Regions from separate parts of the Homo sapiens genome. Here regions 1, 2 and 3 are each linked to region 4. The links are chromatin contacts, found by Hi-C or POLR2A ChIA-PET in ENCODE. All regions are on one chromosome and are shown on one strand. Each heading gives the region's core, a stretch centred on a gene start or an enhancer-like site at or near the end of the contact. The rest is flanking DNA. Distances are from core to core; before and after follow the strand shown. Region 1 has its middle 13 kb from the start of MIR7846. Region 2 holds the start of DNAJC16 (DnaJ heat shock protein family (Hsp40) member C16). Region 3 overlaps VPS13D (vacuolar protein sorting 13 homolog D). Region 4 holds the start of PRDM2 (PR/SET domain 2).

Evidence for each region. A loop is a pair of places that touch in the nucleus more often than their neighbours do. ChIA-PET counts read pairs that join two places held with the same protein, here RNA polymerase II (POLR2A). Pooled maps may share reads with other maps.
Region 1: a loop to region 4 is called in a pooled map, with 5 times the contacts of the local background. The contact joins the enhancer-like site here to the promoter of PRDM2 in region 4. A Hi-C loop is called at or near these places in 2 of 37 single-sample maps with no recorded cell type and 2 of 50 pooled maps. POLR2A ChIA-PET finds 5 or more read pairs at or near these places in 1 of 52 experiments (GM12878).
Region 2: a loop to region 4 is called in a map with no recorded cell type, with 24 times the contacts of the local background. The contact joins the promoter of DNAJC16 here to the promoter of PRDM2 in region 4. A Hi-C loop is called at or near these places in 5 of 37 single-sample maps with no recorded cell type and 8 of 50 pooled maps.
Region 3: a loop to region 4 is called in a pooled map, with 5 times the contacts of the local background. The contact joins the enhancer-like site here to the promoter of PRDM2 in region 4. A Hi-C loop is called at or near these places in 1 of 37 single-sample maps with no recorded cell type and 2 of 50 pooled maps. POLR2A ChIA-PET finds 5 or more read pairs at or near these places in 1 of 52 experiments (BJ).

What each region holds. Positions count from the first base shown.
Region 1 is chr1:12,151,953-12,155,622 of GRCh38, reverse strand. No RefSeq gene overlaps it. Among named protein-coding and RNA genes, the nearest start is that of MIR7846, 13 kb to the left of the region's middle. Within about 2 kb of position 2,267, at least 23 of the 41 ENCODE cell types and tissues checked have a DNase peak (open chromatin) inside an H3K27ac peak, as active enhancers do; they include GM12878, where a contact is called at or near this core.
Region 2 is chr1:15,525,337-15,528,594 of GRCh38, reverse strand. It overlaps DNAJC16 (DnaJ heat shock protein family (Hsp40) member C16), which reads right to left and starts at 1,747. Exons shown (of 15, transcript NM_015291.4): 1 at 1,637-1,747. RefSeq lists silencers at 1,283-1,382, 1,307-1,601, 1,723-1,862 and enhancers at 1,973-2,072, 1,588-2,091.
Region 3 is chr1:12,431,871-12,435,158 of GRCh38, reverse strand. All of the region lies in intron 65 of VPS13D (vacuolar protein sorting 13 homolog D), which reads right to left. Among named protein-coding and RNA genes, the nearest start is that of SNORA59A, 74 kb to the left of the region's middle. RefSeq lists a cis regulatory region at 1,595-1,605 and an enhancer at 1,528-1,672. Within about 2 kb of position 1,263, at least 26 of the 41 ENCODE cell types and tissues checked have a DNase peak (open chromatin) inside an H3K27ac peak, as active enhancers do.
Region 4 is chr1:13,698,851-13,702,029 of GRCh38, reverse strand. It overlaps PRDM2 (PR/SET domain 2), which reads right to left and starts at 1,842. Exons shown (of 10, transcript NM_001393986.1): 1 at 1,730-1,842. RefSeq lists a silencer at 1,320-2,089.

The DNA of each region.
Region 1 (3,670 bases), core at 1,018-3,517, 1.5 Mb after region 4:
TCTATTTTATAGACCACTTTAAGCAACTCCCCCCAGTCCACACAGCCAGCAGAGTGCAGACACAGAAAACAGGACACATCTCTCTACAGTAAATCTCATTATAATCTCAAACCTCTGTTTCATGAAGGATTTGCCAGGCCCCAAGGCAAGCACTGCTAGTGCAGTTGTGTCACTCAACACAAAGAGGTTCCACTTCACAGAGGGAGAACCTGGGGTTCTTCATGCGCTCTGAACACAAGCCTTTCTCCAGGGCTGGCCCTTGGAAAAGGGTGAATTATCAGGAGCCTCTAGCTCCATCCTCCATTGCTCCATCACCGGCAGTCTATGCTCACCCTGAGCCAGCCAGCCCTAGGTCTGCCGGCAGCCCAGCCAGGCTGCAAAGGCCTCACCTGTCCTATCTCCCTCTGGCCTCTCCTAAGGCAAACAGCTTTCCTGAGCCTGTCTTCACCTCACCTTCCCCAGATGCTTCCTCCAAAGCCCTCCCCAGAGGTCTCCCACCTAGACCCCCAGGCAGTTCAGATACAAACAATCCCCCACAATGAAACAGGACCCCTTCCCATTCCTGATGCTGAATTGTCGTCTTTAATGGCTCAGCTGCAACCCCACTGCCTCCTTAACGCCCTCCAGGATCTCTCCAGCCCACGGGGTTCTCTTGCCCTGGCTGCAGGTGGTCTGGCATTGGAGAAAAAGCACTGGAATGAGCTAAACCAAAGATTCTCAAAGACACTTCCAGCCATGAAACGCTTTCAAATGAAATCTTAGGCTGGAGAGGTAACAGCTTTCTCAGATTGCTGGTTCTCTGGATCTAGATCCCAGCTCTAGGGCAATAGATCAAGACCCTATCTCTAGAAAATTCAATAAATAGGGCCGGGCGCAGGTGGCTCACGCCTGTAATCCCAGCACTTTGGGAGGCCGAGGTGGGTGGATCATGAGGGCAGGAGATCGAGACCATCCTGGCTAACACGGTGAAACCCCATCTCTACTAAATATACAAAAAAAAAAAAAAAAATTAACCGGGCATGGTGGCGGGCGCCTGTAGTCCCAGCTACTCAGCAGGCTGAGGCAGGAGAATGGCGTGAACCCGGGAGGCGGAGCTTGCAGTGAGCCGAGATCACGCCACTGCACTCCAGCCTGGATGACAGAGCGAGACTCCGTCTCAAAAAAGAAAAAAAGAAAGAAAGAAAATACAATAAATAAATAAATGATTGAAGATAATTTTAAAAAACTACTCAGAAAGGAGGGAAGAAACCAAAATGTTTAAAGGAGTTTCATGGATGATGGGATTGTGTGCAATTTTTTTTTTTTTTAAGGAATACTGATTGTTTTACTTTTGTTGTTGTTGTTACAAGGTCTTGGTCTGGCTGCATCACCCAGGCTGGAGTGCAGTGGCGTGATCTCAGCTTGCTGCAAACTCCGCCTGCTGGGTTCAAGTGATTCTCGTGCCTCAGCCTCCCAAGTAGCTGGGACCACAGGCGCGCACCACCATGCCCAACTAATTTTTGTATTTTTAGTAGAGATGGGGTTTCACCATGTTGGCCAGGCTGGTCTTGAACTCCTGACCTTAAATGATCTGCCCATCTGGGCCTCCCAAAGTGTTAGGATTACTAGCATGAGCCACTGTGCCTCGCCAAGATTGTGTGTAATTTTTATTATATTTATCATATTCCTTATACTTCGTTTCTTCTTTTATTCATCTTTTCCATTTATAAAGTTTGTTTATTTTTATCTTTAAAGTACCAGCAAACTGGGTGCTTGTGCTGAGGGCCACGGATTCTCTGTGTGACCTCAGGCACATCTCTCGCCTTCTCAGGCCTCAGTTTCCCCATCTATACTCTCAGAGGGAGGGGCTGCATGAGGCTGTGAGCCCTGGGAGTCACATACCACTCGTGCACATCATCCTTGCCCCGTGCACTCGGTTTCCTCCAGGCCATGCTGCCCCCTGGGACCTACCAGCCCAGCCAGCCCACAGAGGCATAAACCAGCACATTTTTTTCTCATTAGTGAGATTTCAGCTCAGAGCAAGGGCAGTCAGGGTAGAGGCTTAGAGCAAGGACAGAGAAGGGAGTGACACAGTGAGATGGGCAGTTTCCTGCTAGACTGGACGAGACACAGCTCTGGGCCCATTTCCTTGACGCACTACCCAGCCCTCCCTAGGAAGGCAGCACGTGATACCGGCCCTCTGCTCATCAGTAAGGAGCATGAAATGCTCACCACGTCACTGACCTCATTTCCCCCGCAACATTTCCCCTCCCCAATTCAAAAGAGGAAGAAATAAGTAGTTTTTCCCTGGTGCAATTTCCCAGTCTTCACTTATTCAGACTTTTACGAGTATGTGTGCCTACTGCTGCCCCAGTGAGAGCTGGGCAGGGCTGGGCGTGGATGAGTCACAGTGGGCACACTCCCCGCAGGAGCTTGGGCAGGGTGGGCAGGCGACTTAGAAAAGGGACCAAGGCACCTTGGCTGGAGTGTCCTAGGGGCTTCTTGAAGTAGCTGGCAGTGATTCGGCCACCTCTCATTTGTCCTTCAGGTGAAGTTGGTCTTGAGGCTCTCACTCCCAAGAAACTGGACCTCCTTCCAACCCAGGCTTGTCCTGCCTGCCCCGCAGACTTACTGAGCACCTACTGTATGCCAGACGGAGCAGCTGCTGCCCCTCTGCCACCAGATCGAGATCCTGCTCCTAGACATGTGCCCCAAGGAGGAACCCAGGAACCTTTAGCTCCTAGGAATGAGTGGTAAATTTTCAAACACCAAGAAGCCTAGCAAAAAAAAGGGCTGCTTTAGACAGTTGGGGTATATCAAAAGGAGAAATAGCATCAACTTTGCCATCACCTAGACCTGGGTTCAAGTCTCTGTTCAGGCCATTGACTGGTACGCAACCATGACCTTGGACAAATCACTTTACCTCCCTGAGCCTCCATTTCTTCATCTGTAGAATGGGGATAAATAGCCTCTGCTTTACAGGGGTGCTGTAAGGATCTGAGATGGAGACTCTACAGTGCCTGGCATCTAGTAAGTGCTTAATGAGTGCAGACCCAAAACGTGATGGAGGTCATGTATTCTGCCTTTCCAGAATGGAGCCCAGGTCCCCTAGGGTACAGGAGAGGGTTTCCCTGAGAAGTTCCCAAAGTGCCCAGCCTTGCTTTTCCCCTTCACCCTGGAAGGAAACCCCCTTGGGCTCCAGTTCCCCTGCAGTCCTCCACCCGTCCTGAGGCTGTTGCAACCTCCCACCAAGTAGCCGGCTCAGCCCTGCCAGCCTACCTCCCCAGCTCCTGTAGAACAATTTCCGCCCATGAAATTCTCTCCATCACCTTGCCCCCTTTCTTCTGTAGAAACCTAGAGATGCAAATGCAAGGATGGGGCGATGTCTACCACAGACTCATGATCATAACTACTCACTTCCCCCTGCACACCCTGAATCGCTACATTCTCCCAGACCTTTGTACAGCAGGTGCTACATCCCCAAGCCCTGGCTACACACCTCACCACACTGAGGGCCTACACACCACTTTCTTTTTTTCTTTACAGCAATTACCACCAGCCAATGTTATCCCAAATACTCTTTCTTGTCACTCTGCAGAGGGCAGGGCTGTGTGTCCCCAGCACCCCAGCACGGAGTTTGAGCTTGACAAATATTTATTGAACAAATTAATGGATGAAATTAATCCTTACA
Region 2 (3,258 bases), core at 498-2,997, 1.8 Mb before region 4:
TTAAATAAGTACAAACATGGACGTGAAACACTCTCAAAAAACTGTGTAGTTAAGACGCAGTATGCCTCAATTCTATTCTTTCTCACCACACCATTCAAACAAGAAAATGAGAAGCTGCTCTTTAATCATTAGTAATATGGTGTTTTTTTGTTTTTTTTTTTTGAGACGGAGTTTCACTCGTTGCCCAGGCTGGAGTGCAATGATGGGATCTCAGCTCACTGCAACCTCCCCCTCCCAGGTTCAAGCAAGTCTCCTGTCTCAGCCTCCCCAGTAGCTGGGATTACAGGCATGCGCCACCCTGCCTAGCTAATTTTTTGTATTTTTAGTAGAGACAGGGTTTCACCATGTTGGCCAGGCTGGTTTTGAACTCCTGACCTCAGGTGATCCACCCGCCTCGGCCTCCCAAAGTGTTGGGATTACAGGCGTGAGCCATCGCGCCGGCCAATATGGTCATTATTAATGGAAACCTCAGATGAGAAAAAGCGGCAAGAAAAAATTTAGTTTTACATGTGAAGAAGAATTAACGGCAAAGACCAAATAGCAGGCGTGGTCTTTAAAAGTTTCAAGCTCCATCTCTGGTGAGTACAGTGACTTAATTCATTGTGAATTTTGGAAATAATCCTGGCTGGTTAATGAACAGGGTAGTGCTGGAACTGCAGATATTTATACTCCACAATTATGATTGCTGTTATACCCTACAATGTTTTTTTTCAAGGAACACATTTATCTTGATTTCTCACAAGTTAATACAGTTTTAAGGTTCAAGTGTCTTCTGTGACACCTTACTGAAGAAGGGCAAAGCTATAACAGTGGTGGATTTCCGTAAGTGCAAGTTTAATGCCGCCTGGGAGTCCTCACAAAATTGACTAATCTGATGACCAACGTTTAAAATTGCATACGTGCTGAATAAAATCCTAAAACAAACCAGTTTCTTCTTTGTTAAGGCAACCTATTATATCCTAGAAAACACGTGAAGGCAATGTAGCTACTGGTTAAGCATATGGGTTGAAGACTAGGATCTATTCTCCACTACTTTATTACCTTGGGCAAATTATTTAAACTTACTAAGCATCAGCGTCCTTATTCATAAAATGGGAATGAATACTACCACCTTGAAGGATCATCATGTGGGGACTAAATGCATGTAAAGGGTTTACTGAGCCCAGAGTCAACAGTCAACAAATGGTCGTTAGTGCTATTATTTCTACCATGCAGTACGATCGCTGCCTTATTTAACCATGTCAGTTCCTTCCAGCTAGAGGGCCGAAGTGGCGGTGGTCTGGGAAGTTCTTTAGCTGACATGCGAGATAGACGGCGCCGACCTCGGAGCAGCAAACACCTGCCCAACAGGTAGGCTGCCAGCTCTCTGGGCAGCATATCCAGGACCAGGAAGAAGCTCCCAGAGACAAGCTCCAGGTCTAAGCCCCGCCTCGCGCTCCTGCCGGAGGTCGCAACCCTGCAGGAGACAGCCCCCTCCCCCGCCGCCCTCCGAGAGCCCAGGGCCCGGCCCTGTTGGCTCCCGGCTCCCCCCGGGGCCAGCAGTGACTGGAAACGAGAAGGAACTGAGGGGAAATCCCTGAGTCGGCCTGGCCCCGCCGCGTCCGCGGTTCCGCGCGTCACGCCGGGAAGGAGTTACCGGGAAAGTACACCGGCCCAACCGGCTGCAGCTCCGTGCTCCAGTTAGTTCGCCGGGCCGGGAGCTTCCCGTCCACACCAGCGCTCGCCTGGGCCTGGGGAGGGGAAAGAGGAGGGGACAAGCCCGAGGGGAGTCACGTGACGCTTAAAGGTCTATCGCACTGAAGGCGAGGACCGAACAGGTCGAGGGCGTCTACTGGGCGAATCTATTTTGACCCTTGCCACTCGCCGTCTAGGCGTGGACCTGGGGTGGTTGCTATAGAAACGAGGCGCGCTCTTTGGTTGCAGCCAAAAGGCTGATCGTGACCAAAGAGGCCAAAACGTGCCTCCTAGCGAGGCGAAGTCGCTATGCATGATGGGATACCAGAAGGACCTCCTCGATCCAGGAAGGTGTTTCCGCTCCTACCGGGAGATGGCCCTCGTCTAGCAACAGTTGCTAGGATGGGGACGCACTCTCTGGTCCCTATTCTCTTTAACCCTATTCGTAGAACCTTAGAGCGTCAGATTGGAAGTGACCTTAGGGATTCTTTAACTCTCCAACTCCTGCAATATTGATAGGGAGACCGAGGTCCAGAGAGGGGCAGAGATTTGCCCAAGGCCTAGAATCCAGCATTCCTTTTATTTTTGTTTACTTATCTTTTTTTTTTTTGAGAGAATCCAGGACTTTTAATCCCGTTTACCGAAAACCGAGCTCCACCCAAGAATGTACCAGTCTGTGCCTTAAGCACGGGGAAAGGGCGGTGGGGGTGGAGAGAGGGATAAGGCACAGGTAAGTGAAGGAAACTTTCTTTGAGCCAATGAGATAGATCCCTTGCGGATATAAAGAGCTTTCATATCTCCCTGTCTTGTTTTTATTTTTTTCTCTTTGCATTTATCACTATCTAACATAGTATGTCTTATTTATTGATATAGTTTATCACCTGATCCTTCCACTGGAATGTAAACTCTAAAAGCAGGGATTTTGTTTTGTTCACCTTCATGTTCTTAGTGTTTGACTACAGGCTCAATAAATATTCGTAGAAGTGAACGAATGGGGCTGAGGTTTTGGTGCTCAAGAGATTATATTCTAAGGTGGATTCTTAAGAGTGTGGCTTACAGAGTCAGGTTCGGGTTTCAATCCTGCCTGCCTCGGCCACTTAGTACCCAAGTGACCTTAAACATTCGTTTCCCTGAACCCTAGGGTCTACATCTGTAAAACCGGCGGGGGGTGGGAATACTTTCCTGGCAGGATTGTAGTTAAGGATAAGTGAAATAAGCATGAAAAGTGGCTAGCACGATGCCTGGGACTTAGCAAATGCTCAGTAAACAGAAACGATTATTTTTGAAATGTGAAAATGAACCGTTCAGAACGATGGGAGTTTACAGGACTAGATTTCTGCCGTTTTTTTTTTTTTCTGTGTGGGAGGTGTTAGGGTGGGAGGGAGGGAAGAGGGAATGGAAGACTGTGTAAGGTGGGCTTGGTTGGATCAGACACTCGAGTTTGGAACAGTCAACTGCGATCTGGGCACAAGGGCGGTGAGGGGAGCTTATGGTTTTACTTGGGGTGGAGGAGGGGGCTAAGGGGAAGCCATGCCCCGGAGGAGGTTGAATGGGCGGGACAGATCACGGCTCCACTCATGGTTT
Region 3 (3,288 bases), core at 14-2,513, 1.3 Mb after region 4:
CAACTGGGCAATCAGTATCAGTGTCTATCCCATGTTTTCTGTATAGCAATGCTGAGAAATAAAGATAAATGTAATTAACATTTTAAACACTTACGGTAAGGATACACTAACATATTCCGCAGGGCTAAGTTAACTACTCCATTGTAACTATTTATTTCATAAACTGCATGGCAAGCCTGACAAGCCTACTGGTCAACTTTGACAAAAGATTATGTGAGACAAATGCCAAGGAAATACAAAATTAACATTGTTGTTACTCCTTATCAGACCACAGACAAAAACAAACCCACCAACAGTCCAGAATGAAGGAAACAGGTTGTTGGCTTTTGATTGGAATTTCCTAGGATTGTTACCATGTAGTACAAGATTAATCTAAATGTTTCTTTGTGCACAGACAAGCTTATGTGGAATGTATCAGAATAATATAATAAAGGCTTAGGTTTATGTGTGAACAAAACTGCTTTCAAAAATGTATCATTATCAGGCTGATTAAGAAAATACCACAGATTTAAACATACCTGAGGCCTATAAATAAGTTAGTTTGCTGCTTACTGGGGGTGGGGGGAATACACAGGCTAAATAAACAAACGAAAGTACAGGAAAATCAAACACTTTCAAATGAGCTTTCTTCCTTAAGTAGGTGTAACTAAAACCCAGTTGTATGCTAGGACTACTGAGTATTTTCAAGATAGTGCATGCTGTGGCATTTTAAACCACAGAGCCAAGCTGCTACCACCGCCACCTCAACCACCAAACTTTAAGAGCACACGCTGTGCACTGACTCATTTCATCCTCCCAGCAGCACCCTTCACAGCTGGCAAGTGGATTTTCCAAGCAAAAGGGAGAAACCTAGAACACACCACAAATAGGTACCTATTTTTGCCTTGATGTGTCAAAGTCAGAGAAAAGGGCAAAATTCAAGCAGCTGACCAACGGCATTTCAACAACAGGATGTTCCCAGGGAGACTGCGGCAAAAGATGTCTTTCACAGTATATGTAATTCCACAAAAATAGCAGTTAAAACCAATACGGCATCAGGCACAATGAATGACAATTTCAGGTTAGAAATAACCAAATGCTCAGCCTCTAATTTGTTTTCTTCTGTTTTGAGGGATAAAACAGAGGAATAAAGAATGTGCTGGAAATTTGGGGAATGCACTTCAAACTTCTTTCCTCCTCCTCCTCCTCCACACACACACACACACACACTCTCTCTCTCTCTCTCTCACTCTCTCTCTCTCCCCACCCCCTACCTCCTCCTCTTTGTAAAAGGCCTTTAATTAGCTCACATCCTATCCTGGCCAGGGCTGCCTAATACATTCTGACACCAGCCTGTTGGCCAGGCAGTGGGGTCTAAGTGCAGGCCTGATTAGCGGGATCCCAGTGGATCCCCTGCCGCTCTTATCTCCACAGATGCCTGATGAGTTTGGTATCTTCCTCCCAGCCCTCCCGGGAAGCTGCCCCAGCAGGTGCCCATTGGCAATAGTTTTGTGTTACAGGCCTGAATGAATGATCCCCGCAGGAGCTGCCGACTGTTTTCACAGACACAGAAGGCAGTCAAAAGTCCACTGCGTGAACTTGGAATGACCCCAGCTGCAGAGTCACTGGCGGGTTCATCGGGAGGGCAGGCACGCTTTATTAAACAACTAATACTCTTCACAGATAACTTTCCGAAAAAGCAAAAGTGTTAACTCTTTGCAATCTTGCTCTGACAAAACACTTCAGCTGTGGCGGGGCTCCCTGTGTGACTGAGGGTCTGAACCCAAGTGAGGGCTCTGAGATGGAGGAATGGCGCCAGCAGGGACCATGATTTCATCTGGCCTGAAGAAGGGTTGGGACTCAGTCACCATTTGGTCTACTGTTTTGTTGTTGTTTTTTTGTTTTTTTGTTTTTTTTTTTTCCCCAAGCGTTCCAGATTAAAGCGAAAAGGCAAAAAGCAAAGGTTTCGAGCACCTACTCCAGGGAGGACAGTGTGGCTGGGAGTCAGCCTGACAGTTACAGCCCCCAGCCAGGCCGGCTCTCAGCACCTCCAGAACAAGAGGGTGGCCCCTGGCTCATTCTGCCACATGCCTGTGCACCCTCGCAGATATGCGTGGGCCCCCATGGGGCTTCCATTCTAAGTTACCAGGAGAGAAAAGGTACTAAGGTACTAAGCTGTGAAGGCCATTGCAAACTCTCATCACCTGTGGGACTGGTGGGGCAGTCATTTTGTTGGCAGCAGCCAGATGCTGTGCAGTGGGTTCCCTTTAGAAGGAGGACTCAGACGCCAGGCACAGTGGCTCATGCCTGTAATCCCAGCACTTTGGGAGGCTGAGGCAGGAGGATCACTTCAGCCCAGGAGTTAGAGACCAGCCTGAGCAACATAGAGAAACCCCATCTCTACGAGAAAAAAAAATTTAGCCAGGTGTGGTGGTGTGCTCCCGTAGTCCCAGCTACTCAGGAGGCCGGGTTGGGAGGATTGCCTGAACCCAAGAAGCAGAGGTTGCAGTGAGACAAGATGGTGCCATTGCACTTCAGCCAGTGAGACTGTCTTAAAAAAAAAAAAAAAAGGGAAAGGATTCAGAAAAGGAAAGGGGTTCAGATCAAAGTGTTCTCATAACGAAGACAAAGCCATCACAAGTTCTTCCAGGGTTGCTGGACAGCAGGCAACTGGACACATCCACATTTTCAGTGTCCACTGAGAGGTACAGCAAACAGCCACTTCTGTCCTAGGGCAAGAACCAGTACTAAAGATGTTTTCGCTCTTTTCTTTTTTTTTTTTTTTGAGACGGAGTTTTGCTCTTGTTGCCCAGGCCGGAGTGCAATGGCACAATCTAGGCTCACAGCAACCTCCGCCTCCCCAGGTTCAAGCGACTCTCCTGCCTCAGCCTTCCAAGTAGCTGGAATTACAGGCATGCACCACCATGCCCATCTAATTTTGTATTTTTAGTAGAGATGGGGTTTCTCCAAGTTAGTCAGGCTAATCTCGAACTCCCGACCTCAGGTTATCCGCCCGCCTCAGCCTCCCAAAGTGCTGGGATTACAGGTGTAAGCCACCGCACCTGGCTTGCTCTTTTCTTTCACACAGCCTTTAGAAAGAACCCGATGACAATTCTAACAACATACAGAGAAAAACATATGAACATTTAGAAAAATTTTAAAATTCATTTTAACCCACAAAGTTAGATTAATTTTGGCATCACCCAAAGACTATGTGTCTATTAAAGTTTCATCTCTACTACATCTCACCACTGCCCACTAAATCTAATTATAAAGGGATTCCCTATTTCTTTCTTTTCATGGGGGCAG
Region 4 (3,179 bases), core at 593-3,092:
AATTTTCTACAGTGAGAATCTTTTGTTATGTTTTGTACTTACAAAATTAATACATTCTTACAGATTTAAACTGTACTGTTTCAGGCCCTGTCCACAAAATAAGGAAAAAACAAACCTGAACATACCAACCTTTCAATTAAAGAAACCACCTTCAGAATCAACAAAAGCAAACATTTACTGAGCAGTATTATCATGTTCTGGCACTTTTCTAAGCACTTAAAATGTATTAACTTATTTCAATCAAACCAAAACAGATGTGTTGAGTAAAAAGAGCCCTGGAATCACAGAAAATGTAAATGAGTTTTAGTTCCACTGTGAATTTTGATTTGTTTCCATAGCTCGAAATGAGGGGGTTTAATAAAAATGATCTTTAAAGGTCATCTCAAGGCTAAACTAAGATTCTACATGTAAAAATTTGGCCAATAAGTGTTAGTCCGGAAGCCTCAAGAGTGATGGGGCAGTTTGGACCATCTCAAAAACACAGAACCCTACTAAAAAAGAACGTATGACAGTGTGTCTCAGTTCCTCCTCCTTAATATATGTAAATTTCCTATCATGTTTTTTTTTAAAAGGCCTACATTTTTCTAATACTTGGACACAACTGATCAAACCGAGGCGAAGTGTGTACCATTGTAAAAGAAATCATTGAAGAGTTCCATTTGTTGTTAAAAGTTTCGGTCACTTTTAATAAACCTGGAGTAAACAAAAACTTAAACATTTTAGTCGAGTTCTGGGGTAAAAATGATTCTTCTAGTGTCTGGTTAAAGGGATCTAAGGACCTACTGGGATTCAGCAAAAGACGTTCCACGTCTCAAATACACCCAAAATCTCAATACAACACTAAAAGAAAAGTGAGGGGCCAGCACGAAATTTCTGTTAGGGGAAATTTCAGCTGCGTAGTTAAGGAAATCAGGACTTCCCGGTTAACTATGGGGTCTTTGCCGCAGCTCACAGCCCGACACAAAGCTACAAGCCCGGAGGGTCGGTGGCTCACGCGTGGATCGAAAGAACCACGAAGGTTTGGGGAATGACACTGACCTGTTAGGTTTACTTCATGTCTCACTTACCACCATCAAAAGAGGTTCATTGATAGCTTTATTAGCAAAATTAGTAACAGAGTTGCACGTCTGTAACACACACACACGCGCGCGTGCGCACACACACACATACACCCGTGGGTCTATGGGAACATTGAGGGAGACAATCTCCAGGTTAAAACCACACAAAAACTATTTGGGAAACACAAAGACGCAAGACACAAAACAAATTTGGAGTGCAAATGTGCAAGACACACTCAGTGGGAACACAAAAGAGAAAAGCACAGCGGCTTGACAATTGGGACGGCGCCCGGCCCCACGTGGGGCCCCAGGTGGCCCCACCGCCGCCCGCACCCGGCCAGTCTCTGCAGCCCGCACGCGTCCCCCGCGGGGCGCGCGGCTCTTCACGGCGACAAACCGAATCCCGAACTTCGCCGCAGGGACCCCACGGCCGACAAGGAGGAGCCCGGCGCCGCCACCCACCCGCGGGGCCACCGACCCGGAGGCCCGCGCCTCGTCCCGGGGCCCCCGGCACGCCCGGGACCTCTGAGGGGGCGCGTCCGCCGACCCGGCCATCCCTGCGGCGCCGGGTCCCCAGCGTGTCGCCGCCGCCGTCGCCGCCGCGCTCCTCGGGGGGAGGGACCAGCGTCCCGGCGCGAGCCCAGAGGCCGCCCACCCGCGCCACTCCTTACCCGCGCCCGCCGCGCCAGCGCCTCAGAGCACCGAGGGCCGCCGCCGCCGCCGCTGTTTCGCCGGCCCCGGCGCCCGCGGCCGCGCCGCCGCCATCTTGACTCCAGTCGGAAGTGACGTCGGGCGGCGAGGCAGTGGCCTGCGGGGCTGGGGGGCTCCGGGACCCCCGGTCTCCCCACGATCCCAGAGCCCGGCCCTTGACCCTGCGCCGTCGCCCAATGGCCACCACCCAGCCGCCCCTCGTAGGTCACCGCGGATCCCATGGCGGCGCCTCGGGAAGGAACCCCGGCGGCTGGCGTCGCGGCAAGTCCGACCGCACCCTAGGGCTAGGATCCTGCGTGGTTCAAAGATTCTCAAAGAATCAAAAAGACTGAAGGAGGTGTTGGGGGGGCATGTCTATCGTTGGAGGTCATTAAATATCTGACAAGTACATAAACGTAGACCTTATACTTCTACGTTTGGATCTATACCAAAAAGATCCAACTCCAGGCAGACAGACGCAGCTGCTGGGTTTATTTGCTGCCCTAGTACCCAGGAGCAGTGACCAACGCTGCCCTGTGCCCGCGATGTTCCAGTGCAGCGCCTCTGAGAGCGCGGTAGTAGTCCTGCCCTTAAGGAGCTTGCTGTTCCCAAGCGGGCAAACAAATGGACTGCAGAGACGACGACTCATAGATGTTCTGATGAAGATGAACTGGGTGGAACTGGAGATGGCTCTTCGACATCCAAGGGTGGAGGCCTAGCACGTGGTTGAAAATGAGTTGAGTCGGGGAGAAGCACAGGCTGGAGATGAGCTGGAAAGTTGGGAGTTGTCGTTATAGATGGTGCCTGGAGCCTTCAGCACTTCAAGATAAAGTAATCCTCTGAGAATGAAGTCAGGAAGAATCCGAATGTGATGGCTACGTTGGCCATCTGCAGAAAGCACCCAGTGGAAAAACAGGATACTAAGGGCAGGTGTGCTTCCAAAAATTATGAACGATCATTTATGTAACAGGTTTAATCTTAAGAAAACGTGTTGGCCGGGCGCAGTGGCTCACGCCTGTAATCCCAGCACTTTGGGAGGCCAAGGCAGGTGGATCACGAGGTCAGGAGATCGAGACCATCCTGGCTAACACGGTGAAACCCCGTCTCTACTAAAACTACAAAAATTTAGCCGGCCGACGTGGCGGGTGCCTGTAGTCCCAGCTACTCCGGAGGCTGAGGCAGGAGAATGGCGTGAACCCAGGAGACGGAGCTTGCAGTGAGCCAAGATCGCCCCACTGCTCGCCAGCCTGGGCGACAGAGACAGACTCCATCTCAAAAAAGAAAGAAAACGTGTTGTATCAACATATATCATGTTATCTTATTGTAAAAGAATGAGGCTAGGCCGGGCGCGGTGGCTCAGCCTGTAATCCCAGCACATTGGGAGGCCGAGGCGGGTGGATCACGAGGTCAGGAGATCGAGACCATCCTGGC